2 separate regions of the Homo sapiens genome follow, and region 2 is linked to region 1. Evidence: chromatin loops called from intact Hi-C (ENCODE). Cell type or tissue: K562. All regions are shown on one strand. Links, peaks and the distances in the headings refer to the core of each region. The heading gives the core; the rest is flanking DNA. Region 1 has its middle 32 kb from the start of FOXL3-OT1. Region 2 has its middle 10 kb from the start of ZFAND2A-DT.

Region 1 (7,514 bases), core at 3,127-5,626:
GAAGTGCATTTCAGGGAATTTTGCAAAACACAGGACACAAGGCCTGTGTGCCCAGCACTCCCAGCTGGTAATTACATTCGAGCTGCTGTGTAGAGAGAACCTAGGGGCTCTCGTTAACTAATGACAGGAATTAGGGAGCTATTAGTGCCTGCTGGTGGGACCCGGCTCTTCCCTCATAAATCTCCAGCCCGTTGATATCCTGGCCTCCCAGTGAGTTGGGGTTTTAGTCTGTATATTAGAAAGTGCTGAGAGAGGGGAAACCAAATACAGAGAAAACTTCTAAGTCCCCCAGGCCAAGGGACATGCATGGGCCCCTGACATCTGTGCCAATCTGCTCTGCCCCCTTAAAAGAAGCCGTGACGACAGCCAGGGCGGCCACGCCGGGTACTGGGTCCTGGGTCTGAACATGACAGCTGCCCACTGGTGTATCCACAGCTTCACACGGGGACCAGCGCCCATCTCTGTCTCAACCGCCCCAGGAACAAGCCTTGTTTCTGAGCAGTGGCCACCTCTGTGGGTCTCTGGAAACTTGGCCATAAGTGCCAGCTAGCTGGTGGGAAGGACAGGGAGTGAGTGGGCTGGACACACAGACAGCAGGCCACGCAGTGCCTGGGGTATCCAGGAAAACAGCACAAGGACAGAAACCAGCTACAGGTGCAGATGAGGGGAAGAAATGAGTTAGGAAGCAATGGGCTGCATGGAACAGAAAAGACAAATCAACTGCCTTCACTGAGAGGGAACGGACTGATGCCGGGAGGTCTGGAGGCAGGTGGCGTTCAGGCTTGGCTTGACCCAGCGGCTCAACGAGGCTGTCACGGCCTCAATTTCTTTCCATCTCTGCCCTCTGCATAGTTGGCCTTATTCCAAAGCCAGCTCTTCCTCATGGGCACAAAATAGCTGCTGCAGTGCCAGGCTTCACATCGCATATCCCACCCTGCCCAGGAGAGAGGATGTGTCTGTCCCTGCAGTCTGCATGAGGAGCACCCTGATTGGATGCCTGGGCTATGTGAGAACACGGCCAGGGGAGAGGACTGTGTGAGCACACGGCCAGGGGAGAGGACTGTGTGACGAATGTGAGGGAATCACGGCTCCTTTGGAAGAGGGGTTGTGGGCAGCTTGGCCCAAGCACACAGAGACGGATGGGTGGGGGACGGACGCTTGAACAGTGGAGCCAGAGCTGGAACTCAGGGCCGGATGGAAGGGAGCTTGCCCCTGCACAAGGCATTCAGGTTTTATTTTTAAGATGATCAGGAGCTAGGAATGCTTTCGGCTGGAGGGAGGGAGGTCTATGCAGCTGGAGAGGGGGGAGGTGGGGTGTGGGGGCTGGGGCCAGGAGGTGTGTGGGGCAGAGACAGTGGGTGAAGGGAGAGGGGCTGGGTGGGGCACTGGAAGCCGTCTGCTCTACCCCACACTGTGGACTCACGCCGTCCTCACAACCACTCGGCAGCAACGTCTCCCTCCATCGTGGAAGGAGAAGGGTGGGCAGGTGGCTGCCAATGCCACTCCCATTTTCAAATGTGGAGACTGAGACACAGAACCACAGGTTTCAAGATGACACAGCCAGTAAAGGATTTGAACCTGGGCCTGTGGAACCCACTCCCACATGACACCCTTGAGGGACAGGGAGGTGGCGGGTGGCAGCTTCTGGGCAGACCAGAGGCTCATACTCGGAGAGGAGATGGGTGAAGACCCAGACACCTGCGGAGACGGTCATGGGGCTGACTGGCGGGACGGGGGAGGTAAGGACCGACTTGGCTTGCGACCTTTAGTGTTTGGGACAATGGTGGGTAAGTAGGCAGTTTTGCCTGTGTCGGGAAAATTTTAAGACTTTGAAATGGGCAAAAAGGATTGTGTGTCCCGTCTCCCGCACCCTTCCGGGGTCTTGCGGCCTTTCACGCTCTTTTGCAGAAACCTGACAATAATACAATAATACAAATGATGCGTGTCCGTAAAAATGCAAGTTAACCTTGTCTGGTGGAATGCCGTCGATCATTACATCATCTGTAAATCCACTTCGGTGCTCCTTGTTTTTTTTTTTTTTTTTTTTTTTTGAGACAGAATCTCGCTCTGTCTCCCAGGCTGGAGTGCAGTGGCGCGATCTCGGCTCACTGCAACCTCCGCCTCCTGAGTTCAAGCAATTCTCCTGCCTCAGCCTCCAAGTAGCTGGGACTGCAGGTGCCCATCACCACACCCGGCTAATTTTTGTAATTTTAGTAGAGATGGGGTTTCGCCATGTTGGCCAGGCTGGTCTTGAACTCCTGACCTCAAGTGATCCACCCTCCTTGGCCTCCCAAAGTGTCGGGATTACAGGCGTGAGCCACCGTGCCCGGCCCATTCCTTATTTTCTATATAATGTGCTTTGAATTCTCCTGTGAGCCAGTTCTAACGTCTTATTGGTTTCCTTGCTAATTAAGGCGTTCAATAAAATCCTCGCTGCATTTCATATTTGTAGGATAGTCATGCTTTTACCTTAAAATTCAACACTCTATTAATATGACTCTTGACCATCAGAGGTGGGTTTGGGGCTCAGGAGAGGGCAGAGCTGGGGGAGGCTGGGGTGGGAGGTCCAGGGAAAGATGGGAGGAGATGCTGCCTGGGGACGTAGAGGGAAGGGTTTGCAAGTACGACCTCCCGGCCTGTCTACAAGTCCCTCCTCGTAGCACTGCCCCCACGCTGGCCTCCCCCAATGCACATGAGGCTGGAATGGTCACTGCTAGAGTGGCCATGGGGGCCAACCCCGCACCCCACCCTGTGGCGTTGGTGTCCTGCCCACACCAGCACTGACATCCCTCCAGACTTCCAGCAAATTCTCTCCTATGACCCTGTTAGTGGGGACCATGGGTTTTGTGTGGTTTCTCAAACATCTCTGTGGGCGTACCTGTAAAATCAGAGGACGCCAAATGTGTGGCCCCACTGTGATCTGGGGGCACAACCCCACACAGCACCCACCAGGTTCAAAATTGCTTCAACATTTCTGTTTTTTAAACAGGATTTCATGGAAACTTTGCATTCAACTCCAGAGGACATCTGTGTTTGCTTTAGTACAAAACAATGTGTTAAATGGTTTTCCACTGTCAACGGACAGAATGACAACACATGTAGTTTAAAGATCTTAATGGACTCTATTTCGATTCTAGAATCGGGCAATGTGTCCCTCTGTAAAACAGAACTAGTGCTTCCTCGAGCTGAGCAGAGGGGGCGGCTTTACAGATGGAAAGGGCTTCCTAGAAGAAAGCAGAGGCAAAGAACACAGGCGGAGGGGTCGTTTCAAAGTTACTGTCCCTGCAGGGCGGGGACAGGGAGCAGAAAAATACAAAAACAACCAATCGATTGTCTCACATCGGGTGACTTCAGGCTAAGGATTAAAGCAGAGGGAACTTCATTCCACACTGATTGAAGACTGGAACCGGCCTGTTTGGGAAATTGGCCATTCTCTCTCTCTCTCCTTTTCTTTCTTTCTTTTTTGTTTTTTAAAATAATTTATTATTTTTATAGAGACAGGGTTCCACTGTGTTGCCCAGGCTGGTCTCAGACTCCTGAGCTCAAGCCATCCTCCTGCCTCAGGCTCCCAAAGTGCTGGGATGACAGGTGTGAGCCGCCGTGTCTGGCCAATCGCCCTCTCTTGATTTTTTGGAAGGTCAGATGACAACTTCGGTTGGGTTTGGTGACAGACAGCCTGACCATGGGTGACTGCATTTGATTTTTACCCAGAGCAGGCGCTTAGTTCAAAACCATGGTCTTCCATAATTTTTATGTAACTAGCACAGCGGAGGAAGAAGACACTAGGGGGGCGCCTTCCCACCTGCCTGGATTTCCCGACTCCGAGCCTCCCTCAAGGGGAGTGGATGGCACCTCAGTTTGAGAGGCCGGACTTCCTGGGTCCCTCTCCTGGCAGCTGCTCAGGGTCCCTGAGCCCCCTGTCCCCTGCCCTCTGTCCTCAGCAAGGGCCCTGGGTGGGGTCTTTTCCAGGGGGCAACTGCTTAGGGTCCCTGGGGCCCTTCCTTGCCCCTCTGTCCTCAGCAAACCTCTGGCCTGGGTCTGTCTCCTGCTCAACATCCCTGGGCCCCCTCCCCGCCTTGCCCTCCTGGCCCCAGCAAGGCCCCAGGCCTGGGGTCTGGGCAAGACCCCTCCTAGGTCAGGACAGGAGTGAATCCAGAGACCACTCGGCTTCAATTTGGTGCAGAGGCCCTAAAGGGCATTTGAGAAAAGATGGGGTAGGGAGGGGCCTGAGGGCAGCCGGACTGGACGCCAGGGGCTGAGCAGGTCACTGTCTCGCTGAGCACCAGGACAGCTGCTCTGCAAGCGTTCCCCGCGTTTCAGCCCCTCTTACAGGGTGGCTGTGGGAGTGACTGCGCGAGAAGATGGGTGTCAGGGGCTTACAGAGCCAGCCTTCTTGGTGGAGCCCTCCCACTGCCACCCCAACCCCGCTCCGTCCAGGGCGCTGCTCTCTTTCGGGGCGTCGGGCTGCAGGCCTGGACCCCAGACCTGGGTCTGCGGGGCGGCGGGGGCGGGGCCTGGGCCTCGGGGGGCGTGGCCGGGGGTTGGGGCGGGGCCCGGATCACCGCCCTCTGCGCCTGGCCCAGCCCGCGGCCCGGCCCATCCCTGGCGCTCTGCTGCCACCTGGTGGCGTGGCGCGGCCGTGCAGCCTCGGCCTCACCTGCGGGACAGCAGGTGCACCGAGCTCCTGGAAGGCGGCTGCTGGGCGGGCGCGGACGTCCGGCTTTAGGGGACAGATCTGGAAAGGGTGGGATGACGGGAAAGCTGCCCACTCCTCAGCGTCCGGTCAGGCCTCGGCTTCCGTGGCCAGACAGGGAGAGGGGCTTATGACAAGCACATCGCCACCTGGGCTAGGGAGTCCCGCGCTGCACCTCGAGAGCTAGGAGGGGCTGCGCATGAGGGGCCCGCACCCCTCGTTTTCCAGCTGGGAAACTGAGGCTAGAAAGGCCTTGGCGGCGCTTCCCAAGGGCAGTCCTCCCGTGCGCTGACCACTCGCCGCCTGGTCTGTGGATGGAGCCTGTGGGGCAAACAAGGAAACAGGCACACAAAACTGTCATGCAATGAACGCAGCCTAACATCAGAAAGCATGGCATAGCTACTTCCCACAGCGGGAAGTGCAGTGGAAAACACAGCAAAGCCGGAAGGCCACAGCCTGGGCTTGTCCCATGGGCGCTGCTGTGGCTGGGTGGGCTGGGTGTGGAGTGATGCATGAAGCCGGTTGCTGCCGAGGCCTGGGGCAGGTGGAGGAGGGCGATCCCAGAGCTCTGTGGGCCATAAAGACGTGGACTTTATTCTAGGTACCTGGCAGGGTTTCCTAAAGGGGGCTGCGGGGAAAAGGAGTGTGACATGATGTGGTTTCAGAAGTCCCACCCTCCCTGCAGGCCTGGCTGGAGTGGGTAGGGACATGCTGGCTTCAGGTGAGTGTCCTGGGCAAAGGGGCTTAGGGCCAGGCTGTTAGGACTTCAGCACAGAGGCTGAAGGATTTGCTTTGGGGAGAGATCCAGGGAGGTTATGGCCCACTGCCAGGTGTCAAGCCAAGTCACCCACAGGTGTGATGGGAACAGGGCCAAGTGACGTTTTTAAATGGCCCTATTTTCGATCCCGGGGTTACATTGTTTGCATGATCTCATTAATTCAGCACAATAGTCCTGGGTGTTTCTCTCCTTATCTCGCTTAATTGGCGTAACAGCCTGTGAGTCAGGCACTATTGCCCCTATTTCAGGCACAAGGAAGCTGAAGGCTCAGAGAGAGTTGAAGTGCTCTGTCTTACCCAGCAGGAAGGGGCTGCAGGATTCATCCTGGGCCAGACTGTGTGTGTGCCATTTTAAAACGAAGACACAGGGCCAGGTGCGGTGGCTCACGCCTGTAATCCCAGCATTTTGGGAAAGGCCGAGGCGGGCAGATCACGGGGTCAGGAGATCGAGACCATCCTGGCCAACATGGTGAAACCCTGTCTCTACTAAAAATACAAAAAAAAAATTAGCTGGGTGTGCTGGTGTGCTTGTAATCCCAGCTACTCTGGAGGCTGAGGCAGGAGAATCACTTGAACTCAGGAAGCGGAGATTGCAGTGAGCCAAGATTGCACCACCACACTCCAGCCTGGTGACAGAGTGAAACCCCATCCAAAAAAAAAAAAGACACAGTTCCTGTAACAGAAAATTACCATTTTAAGGTGTACAAGCCAGCTGTTTTCAGTAGATTTACAATATTGTACAGCCATCACCACTACCTAATCCCAGAACATCTGCATCACCATAAAAAGAAACCCTGTACCTGTTAGCTGTCCCTCATAAGTGTCCCTCCCCCAGCTCCTGGCAACGCCCATCTGCTCTCCCTCCCTGTGGATTTGCCCATTCTGCACATTTCATACAAATGCAATCATGGAAACAGTGGCCTGCTGTGCCTGGCTTCTTTCCCTGAGCAGGGTGACTTTGAGGCTGTCCAGGTTATGGTCTGGGTCTGTGCTTCATTCCTTTTCATGGCTGAATAATATTCCACGGCATGGACAAACCACACTTTGTTTCTCCATTTATCTGTTGATGGACAGGTGGGTTGCTTCCACTTTGTGGCTGTTGTGAGTGATGCTGCTGTGAACCTTTGTATCCTAGTATCTCTCTGAGTTCCTGTTTCAGTTCCTTTGGGTGTATACCTAGGATTGGAATTTCTGAGTCTTACAGTAATTATGTTTGCCTTTTTGAGAAAATGCCAAACTGTTTTTCAAAGTGGCAGCACCATTTTATGTTCCACAAGCAGGGTATGAGGGTCCCAGTCTCTCTATATCCTCATCAACGCTTGTTATTTCCCATTTAAAAAAATTATAACCATCCTAGTGGGTGTGGAGTGGAGTCTCATTGTGGATTTCATTTGTGTTTCCCTAATAATTTAGTGACATTGATGATCTTTTCAGGTGCTTAGTGGCCAATCTTTTATGGAGAAATGTCTATCAAATCCTTTGCCCATTTTCAAGTTGAATTATTTGTCTTTTTACTGTTGAGTCTAGGCCAGATTTTAAATCGCATTCCCTCTCTGGCTGAAGTTACCTGGGCTCTGCATAAAGTTCTACAGTGCTCAGCAAACAGTGCTCTCAAGCAAGGGGCAGCTGTCTGGGCAGGGCGTGAGTTCCTTCTCTGCCACAGCATCCTCTGTGTGTGAGCCAGTGATAACTTATAGATAGGTAGTGGGGAGAAGGGGGAGGCTGTGGGTGACCCATCCCACACTCCTGCTCTTCTCATCTCCTGCATTCCTTGGCAAAAACCCTCACCCCAATCCTGCGCCACCGTTGCCCTCCCCCAGAACCTGTGATGTTGAGCCAAGTTCCCCTGACCCTTGTAACAGGGGATCCCTGTGACCTCAGCCTTCTCCCTGCTGATCTCCGAGTGCTCATGGCTGCCCCTCTTGCTCCACGAACCACCTGGAATCAGGAAGATCATCCGCTTCCAGCACCATCCAACCCTGGGCGTGGAGAGGGGTCAAGAACATGGCTCTGCAGCTGCCCGGGTTGGGGCTGGACTAAACTT
Region 2 (7,514 bases), core at 2,918-5,417, 850 kb before region 1:
CTTACGACACCCCAGAGAGCTGAGTAACTGCCAATTATTATTGCGGGGAAGGAGGTAAGAAACCTTAACTGTGTTCTATACCTTTACCCTGAAAGAGACTGTCAGGGAAAATGGGAAGGGATGGGGTCCTGTGCCTGTGGGACTCAATTTTAATGCTTGTGTGGATGTGGCACATCGGGCCCATCTCCCCCCCGGGTTCCTGGCCCTGGATGGATGGGGCTGGGGAAGCTTAGCGCTGCTTATCGAGCTCTGCTGCGGAAGCTGCAGCCACATAATTACTCATTTGCCTTGTTTGTGCCTGTCTTCACGGCACACTCTTCCCCTGGTTCTAGGGTCTGGTCACGTTTGCGAGTCTGTGTCGCTGGGTTCTTTATGTGCCCACTTAGCCACCCTGGCACCTGCCATCCTCTTTCCTGCTTAAACCTAACAGGAATGGATTTCCATCACGGGCGTTTCTAATGTGCTCTGAGCAAGCTTCTGGGAGGCGCCGAGACGTGCAGAGTGGATGGCTACTGATGTGGCAGGAGGAGGGGAAGCAGGAGGCACACTGGGGCCTATGTGTCCTTAGAGAAGAGACGGGGTTTACCGGGTGAGGTGGCTCACGCCTGCAATCCCAGCACTTTGGGAGGCCAAGGTGGGTGGATCACCCGAGGTCAGGAGTTCAAGACCAGCCTGGCCAACATGGCAAAACCCCGTCTCTACTAAAAATACAAAAATTAGCTGGGTGTGGTGGCAGATGCCTGTAATCCCAGCTACTCGGGAAGCTGAGGCAGGATAATCACTTGAACCCGGGAGGCGGAGGTTGCAGTGAGCTGAGATGACACCACTGCACTCCAGCCTGGGCGACAAGAGTGAGACTCCGTCTCAAAAAAACAAAAAAAAGAGAAGAGACAGGATTGAGCCCCATGTGTGAGAGCCAAGGATAGAGGAGATGGCGGCCTCAAGGCTGCCATGCAGTGGGCAACAGTGTGCTGTGACTGTGTGGATCCAGGGGACGGAATCTTCCACCCCCAGCTACCTGGACCATGCCATCCGAAGCCAGGGAGAATTCGGCCCCGGCAACCTGGCAGAGGGCAGCTGTCTCCTGCTGATGACGGACAGCCACAGAGTACACCCCACCCACCCTTGGGCGCCGCATGGCCAGCGGCAGCAGCTCTGTCAGATTTCATATCCGCAGTCCTCCATTGCGTTGCACTCGTGACTCAATGTTCAAAAGCTTTCGGCCAGCTCCATTCTGCCCTCTCTGGGATAATATAACAATCAGAGAAAAGGAGTTTGGCCTGCACGGGAGGCCCCAAGAGGAGCCGGGTTCAGGCCACGTGGCTTCCAGCGCCTGCGTCCGCTTGCCCATCAAAGAAAGGGTACAAAAGTGGGAGAGTCTGTGGTTTCCTCATCAGCTTAGACCAAAGCCGTGACAGGGGAGAACCCCAAACTGCTAATTAAATCCATTCAGTTTTGGGGGTGGGGGAAGAGTAAACTCCTTCTCTGTGAGCACCAGGCAGTGGGTTCTGATTCCCACGCAGGCCAGCCTGGTGCTGTGGGTGAGGGCAGCTACTGCTGGCTCCTGCCCCAGTCTCCTGCCAGCTGCTCAGACCCGGAATGTCAGGGACCTGGCACCCGCCACCCCGGGCTAGCACTGTCCTACACCCTAACACAGAATCCAGCCACCTAGCTGCCTGAACTCCAGCCAAGAGGGACCAGAGAGGACGGAAAGGCCGTCGGTACCTGGGCTTTGTCTACCTCGCCCCTAGATGACCACCTGAGTGAGTGGGAGGGGCTGGATGAGGAGCAGGGCCCCTCCCCGGGGGCAACAACCACCTGAGAGAGCGGGGATGGCCTGGACAGAGGGGGGGAACCCTCCGGGGGGTGATGAGCACCTGAGTGAGTGGGGAGGGGCTGGACAGGAGCGCAAAGCCTCCTGGAGGTGATGGACACCTGAGAGAGTGGGTAGAGGCTGGACAGGAGCAGTGGGGCCTCCTGGGGGTGATGAGCACCTGAGTGAGTAGGGGGAAGCTGGGCAGGGAGGGGGGCCCTCCTGGGGGTGATGAGCACCTGAGTGAGTGGGCAGGGGCTGGACAGGAGCGCAAAGCCTCCTGGAAGTGATGGACACCTGAGAGAGTGGGTAGAGGCTGGACAGGAGCAGTGGAGCCTCCTGGGGGTGATGAGCACCTGAGTGAGTGGGCAGGGGCTGGACAGGAGCGGCGGGGCCTCCTGGTAAGGTCCGTTGTGCTTTGCTTTCTGCCTGGCCTCAGCAGAAGAGTTTGGTAATTGATTGCTATAATGGTGGCTGTTTTTAGAGTTTCTGTTGCTGGCAAAAAAGGACACAGGGACCCTTTTCAAAGAATATTCCAGGGAGTAGCGGGAGCTTCGGGGATGCAGGGACATAGTGTGTCCGGAGGTGGTTCCTGCTGGTGGGTTCGTTGTCTCCCTGACTTCGATAATGGAGCTAGGGACCTTCGCGGTGAGTGTTAACAGCTCTTAAAGATGGCACGGACCCAAAAAGTGAACAGTAGCAAGGTTTATTGTGAAGAGAGAAAGGATAAAGCTTTCACAGCATAGACGAGGACCCGAACACGTTGCCACTGCTGGCTAGAGGTGGGGGGGGGGGGCGGGGGTGGTTGGTGGCAGCCAGCTTTTATTCCCTTATTGGCCCCGCCCATGTTCCATTTCTGTCCTATCAGAGTGCCCTTTTTTCAATCCTCTCTGCGATTGACTACTTTTAGAATCCTGCTGATTGGTGCATTTTACAGAGCACTGATTGGTGCATTTTACAGAGCACTGATTGGTGCATTTTACAGAGCACTGATTGGTGCATTTTACAGAGTGCTGATTGGTGCATTTTACAGAGCGCTGATTGGTGCATTTTTACAGAGTGCTGATTGGTGCATTTTACAGAGCACTGATTGGTGCATTTTACAGAGTGCTGATTGGTGCATTTTACAGAGTGCTGATTGGTGCATTTTACAGAGCGCTGATTGGTGCATTTTACAATCCTCTTGCTAGATAGAAAAGTTGTCCCAGTCCCCACTTGACCCAGGAAGTCCAGGTGGCTTCACTTTTCAATAGGGCTGCCTGGGAGGCCGAAGCCTGCCACCTGCTGTCTCCCTCCCGAGGACGCAGCCCACCCTTCCCTCCAGGTGGAATTCCCTAGGACACAGCCCACCCTTCCCTCCAGGTGGAATTCCCTAGACCTAATCACAGCATCCTGGAAGGGCCAACCCCCGACGGCTCAGATTGGCGTGGGGCGTGACTGGTCCAGAAGGAACAAAGCGTGAATACATCAAATCCCAGGAGACTAACGGAGTTCCCCTGGGGAAACTCGAGGGTCTGACGCTTCGCTCGGATTTCAGATTCACAAAGACCATCAAGCACTTTCAGGTTCCTCAAAGATCCCAGGGGTCAGCTGCTCGTCGTGCTGACTTCGGGCCTGGGCTGAGCTCTCCCTCTGCTGGTAAAACCCTTCCTCACCCTGCACAGAGGTCAGAGCCCTGTGTTTCCCAGGGACCCCCTGGTCCCCTTTCCAGCCACGGGCAGGGTCCCCGCAGGTCCAGCCGGCCGCATACTTGCCCCCACAGCCTCTGTGTGCCTCCAGCACTGTCTTCGTCACTCGGCCTGTCCATGCTGGTGCTACTTTGGGTTGAGCTGTCTTGAAAAAATATATACATTGGCCGGGCACAGTGGCTCACGCTTGTAATCCCAGCACTTTGGGAGGCTGAGGCGGATGGATCACATCGTCAGGAGTTCGAGACCAGCCTGGCCAATGTGGTGAAAGTCTGTCTCTACTAAAAATACAAAAATTAGCCGGGCATGGTGGCGTGCACCTCTAGTCCCAGCTACTTGGGAGGCTGAGGCAGGAGAATCGCTTGAACCTGGGAGGAGGAGGTTGCAGTGAGCCGAGATCGTGCCACTGCACTCCAGCCTGGCAACAGAGGGACACTCTGTCTCCAAAAAAAAAAAAAGAAAAAAAAAGAAAAGAAAAAAAAGTATATATATATATATATATATATATATATATATATATATACACATATATATATACACACACACATACATTTGCATTCTCCATGCAGCTTACAAGCTGAAATCATGCTTTCCCCAGCTGCACCCCGCAAAGGATCTCGTGTGAACCAGGTCTTCAACAGCTCCCTACAGCTTGGGTGGGAAGGCTTCGATGTCTCCCAGGGTTAAATCGAGCAAGGAACAGCCTAAGGGCCGCAGTCCACGCCACCAGCAGGTGTGGCAGCCAGACGGGAAATTAACTTCCTGTCTGTTTCAAACTAAAATTTGTGGAAGAAAGAAACAATGTTGCAGTCCTAGCCAACGCGCATCCATTAAAATAAGGGACAAACCCAGCGGCCAAGCAGCGGAGGGGCTGACTCCACGAAGACCCGCTGCTGCCGCCAGGGGGAGCTGCCAGGGTGCAGGGCGGAGATTGGAGGGGTTGCAAGGGGGCGTGGCCGGGAGGGAACATGGCGGCACAGAGGAGGAAGGGGGTGGCCCTTATTCAGAACCCCTCAGGAAACAGAACAAAGTCGAAACAACCCGCTGACTCCGCATTGTTGGTACTGCGTGCAGGACTAGGCTTTCTGCCCCGCGTTCTCGGGAACAGACGCCTGGGGATCCCGAGGCCACAGGGGCTCAGATCAGAGTAGCGTTGTAAAATCAGGAATGACTTAAAAACTGTTTCTTTTTGTAGAGACAGGGTCTTGCTATGTTGCCCAGGCCGTTTTTGAACTCCTGGCCTCAAGGGATCCACCCGGCTCGGCCTCTCAAAGCGCTGGGATTACAGGCATGAGGCATGGCGCCCGGCCCAAGGATGGCATTTCTGATGCAAAAATACCATGAGTGACATAGCCTGAGTGTGGTCATTGCTAATGTGGGAGGAAAATACGGAGAGGAGGTGTCTCTGCAGCCGAGGAAGAGCGTGTTGTCAAGAGGTAGGAGGGCAACCCGCCATGGCTGGTGAGAGCCAGGCTGAAGTGTCTGTTGGACTTAGCAGGTGGGAGGCCGGTTCGCCTTCAGGACGTCCCGGAGGTGGTGGCAGAAGTCGGGGGAAATGGGCTGAAGGAAGGATGGATAGAGGTAGGAGAAGCTCGCATGCCTAAAGATGATGAATGTGTTCACCCGTCCAGCCTGGCAGACAGGTGACTCCCCACTGCCCGCTCCCCATGACACCCTCTCTTCTGCTTGGACACAGTGGATTCTACTTTTGCAATTATAATTCACAGCCTCAGCAAATATTTGTAAGAAGTGCACAGCAAAGATAAGAAAGATGAAGGTGGGTCCTGTTTTTTCCCCAGAGCTTACTGTCTTCTTGTTCTCAGACAGAAAAAAGGGCTGGGCGCGGTGGCTCACACCTGTAATCCCAGCACTTTGGGAGGCCAAGGCGGGCGGATCACCTGAGGCCAGGAGTTCCAAACCAGGCTGGCCAACATGGTGAAACCCCATCTTTACTAAAAATACAAAAATTAGCTAGGTGTGGTGGCAGCGCCTGTAGTTCCAGCTACTCAGGAGGCTGAGGCAGGAGAATCGCTTGAACCTGGGAGGTGGAGGTTGTGGTGAGCCAAGATCGCGCCACTGCACTCGAGCCTGGGGGACAAAAGTGAAACTCTTGTCTCAAAAAAAAAAAAAAAAAAAGCAAAACAAAGAAAATCCACGTCCTGAAACAACTGGACAATAAATGTAAACGTTGCGTTTATGAGGGTGAGGCAGAGGCTGCCATCATTTTTGGAATTCAGGGAGTGAAAATTTCCCAGCGCACACCTGAAGCAGCTGGGCTGGCGTGTCTGGGAGTTTCACAGTGGAGGATGGCCCCAAGCGCCTTTGAACACAGGGAACGGGATGGGGTGGGGACACCCAGGGAGACTGCTGAAGCCAAAGTTGTGTGTCGGCCAGGACTTCTGATTGCATGTGGCAAGAACCCAACTCAAAATAGGTTCTGTGAAAACGGGAGTTTATGGGCTCCTAAATTTTAGATGTGCCCGGATCCAGGAACTCAAGTGTGGTTCTTGATGCCTTTCCCTGAGAGCCGGCCCCTCTCCCCTGACTGCAGAGCAGCCCCTCGGGGTAGCCAGGAAGCAGCTACCGTCAACGCAGCTACTCATGGGCAGCACCTGAGGGTCTCCCTGCAAGCCTGCATCAGAATCCACGCATGAACTAAGAGGAGTTTTTTTGTTTGTTTTTGAGACAGTCTCACTCTTGCCCAGGCTGGAGTGCTGTGGCACGATCTGGTCTCACTGCAACCTCCGCTTCCCGGGTTCAAGTGATTCTCGTGCCTCAGCCTCCCGAGTAGCTGGGATTACAGGTGCCACCACCACGCCTGACTGATTTTTGTATTTTTAGTAGAGACGGGGTTTCACCATGTTGGGCAGGCTGGCCTCGAACTCCTGACCTCAAGTGATCCACCTGCCTCAGCCTCCCACAGTGCTGGGATTACAGGCATGAGCCACCACGCCCAGCCTGGATGATTTTCTTGACCTCGTTTAGGGTGACTTCACATGACACTAATGGAGACATTTCTGAGACTGAAAATGGGGTGCTCTGAATAATTTTGCTAGAACAGTTAACATAACCTGGGACTCTTCTGGGAAAAGCAGGACATAACGTCACTGTCACTGTTAAGTGGACACTGAGGGATGACCCACCAGAGCCACATAAAATTGGGGAGAGGTATCACTCCAAAGGGGTGGTCCTGGCCGGGCACGGTGGCTCATGCCTGTAATCTCAGCACCTTGGGAGGCCAAGGTGGGAAAATCGCTTGAGGCCAGGAGTTCTAGACCAGCCTGGTCAACATAGCAAGACCCAATCTGTATTAAAAAAAAAAAAAAAAAGGCTGGGCGCAGTGGGTCACACCTGTAACCCCAGCACTTTGGGAGGCCGAGGTGGTCGGATCTCTTGAGGCCAGGAGTTCGAGCCCAGCCTGGCCAAAATGGCAAAACCCTGTCTCTACCAAAAACACAAAAATTAGCTGAACGTGGTGGTGGGTGCTTGTAATTCCAGCTACTCGGGAGGCTGAGGCAGGAGAATTGCTTGAACCTGGGAGATGGAAGTTGCAGTGAGCCAAGATCGCACCATTGCACTCCTGGGCGATAGAGGAAGACCCTGTCTCCAAAAAAAAAAAAAAAAAAAAAAAAAAAACTCACCACAAAGGACTAGTGCTATTGACAAATGCAGGAGAGACAGGAATGCTGGAGTTACAAAACTAACAGGCATGGCCGGGCACAGTGGCTTACCCCTGTAATCCCAAAAAACTAACACGTGTGGCCGGGCACAGTGGCTTACCCCTGTAATCCCAAAAAACTAACAGGCGTCGTCCAGGTTTGAATTCTGACTTCTCTGTTTCTTACCCCCTCCACGCCTCAGTTTCCCCTTATTTAAAATAGGGATCGTAGCAGGGACCCGTTGGCGAGGAACACTTGTGGCCCCTTGTTGCGGAGTTGATGTGTTACTGGAGACGCTGCGACCTCCTCTTTTTTTTTTTTTTTTTTTTTTGAGACGAAGTCTCGCTCTGTCGC

The links. Hi-C counts contacts between places; a loop is a spot of excess contacts. Peaks named below come from ENCODE experiments on the same cell type or tissue, not always from the same donor. Only the 100,000 strongest peaks of a DNase experiment are listed, where the experiment ranks them.
Region 2: it touches region 1 in a loop (6-fold over the local background); 5 of 110 quality-filtered maps call a loop at or near these places.

What each region holds. Positions count from the first base shown.
Region 1 is chr7:319,385-326,898 of GRCh38, reverse strand. No RefSeq gene overlaps it. Among named protein-coding and RNA genes, the nearest start is that of FOXL3-OT1, 32 kb to the right of the region's middle. RefSeq lists a silencer at 4,466-4,715. In K562, for the core only: a CTCF peak has its summit at 4,625 (motif pointing left); a DNase peak (open chromatin) is centred at 4,578; H3K4me3 peaks cover 201 bases; H3K27me3 peaks cover 894 bases.
Region 2 is chr7:1,166,947-1,174,460 of GRCh38, reverse strand. No RefSeq gene overlaps it. Among named protein-coding and RNA genes, the nearest start is that of ZFAND2A-DT, 10 kb to the right of the region's middle. RefSeq lists enhancers at 3,063-4,036, 4,086-4,475, 4,037-5,012. In K562, for the core only: a CTCF peak has its summit at 4,403 (motif pointing right); a DNase peak (open chromatin) is centred at 4,440; H3K4me3 peaks cover 1,161 bases.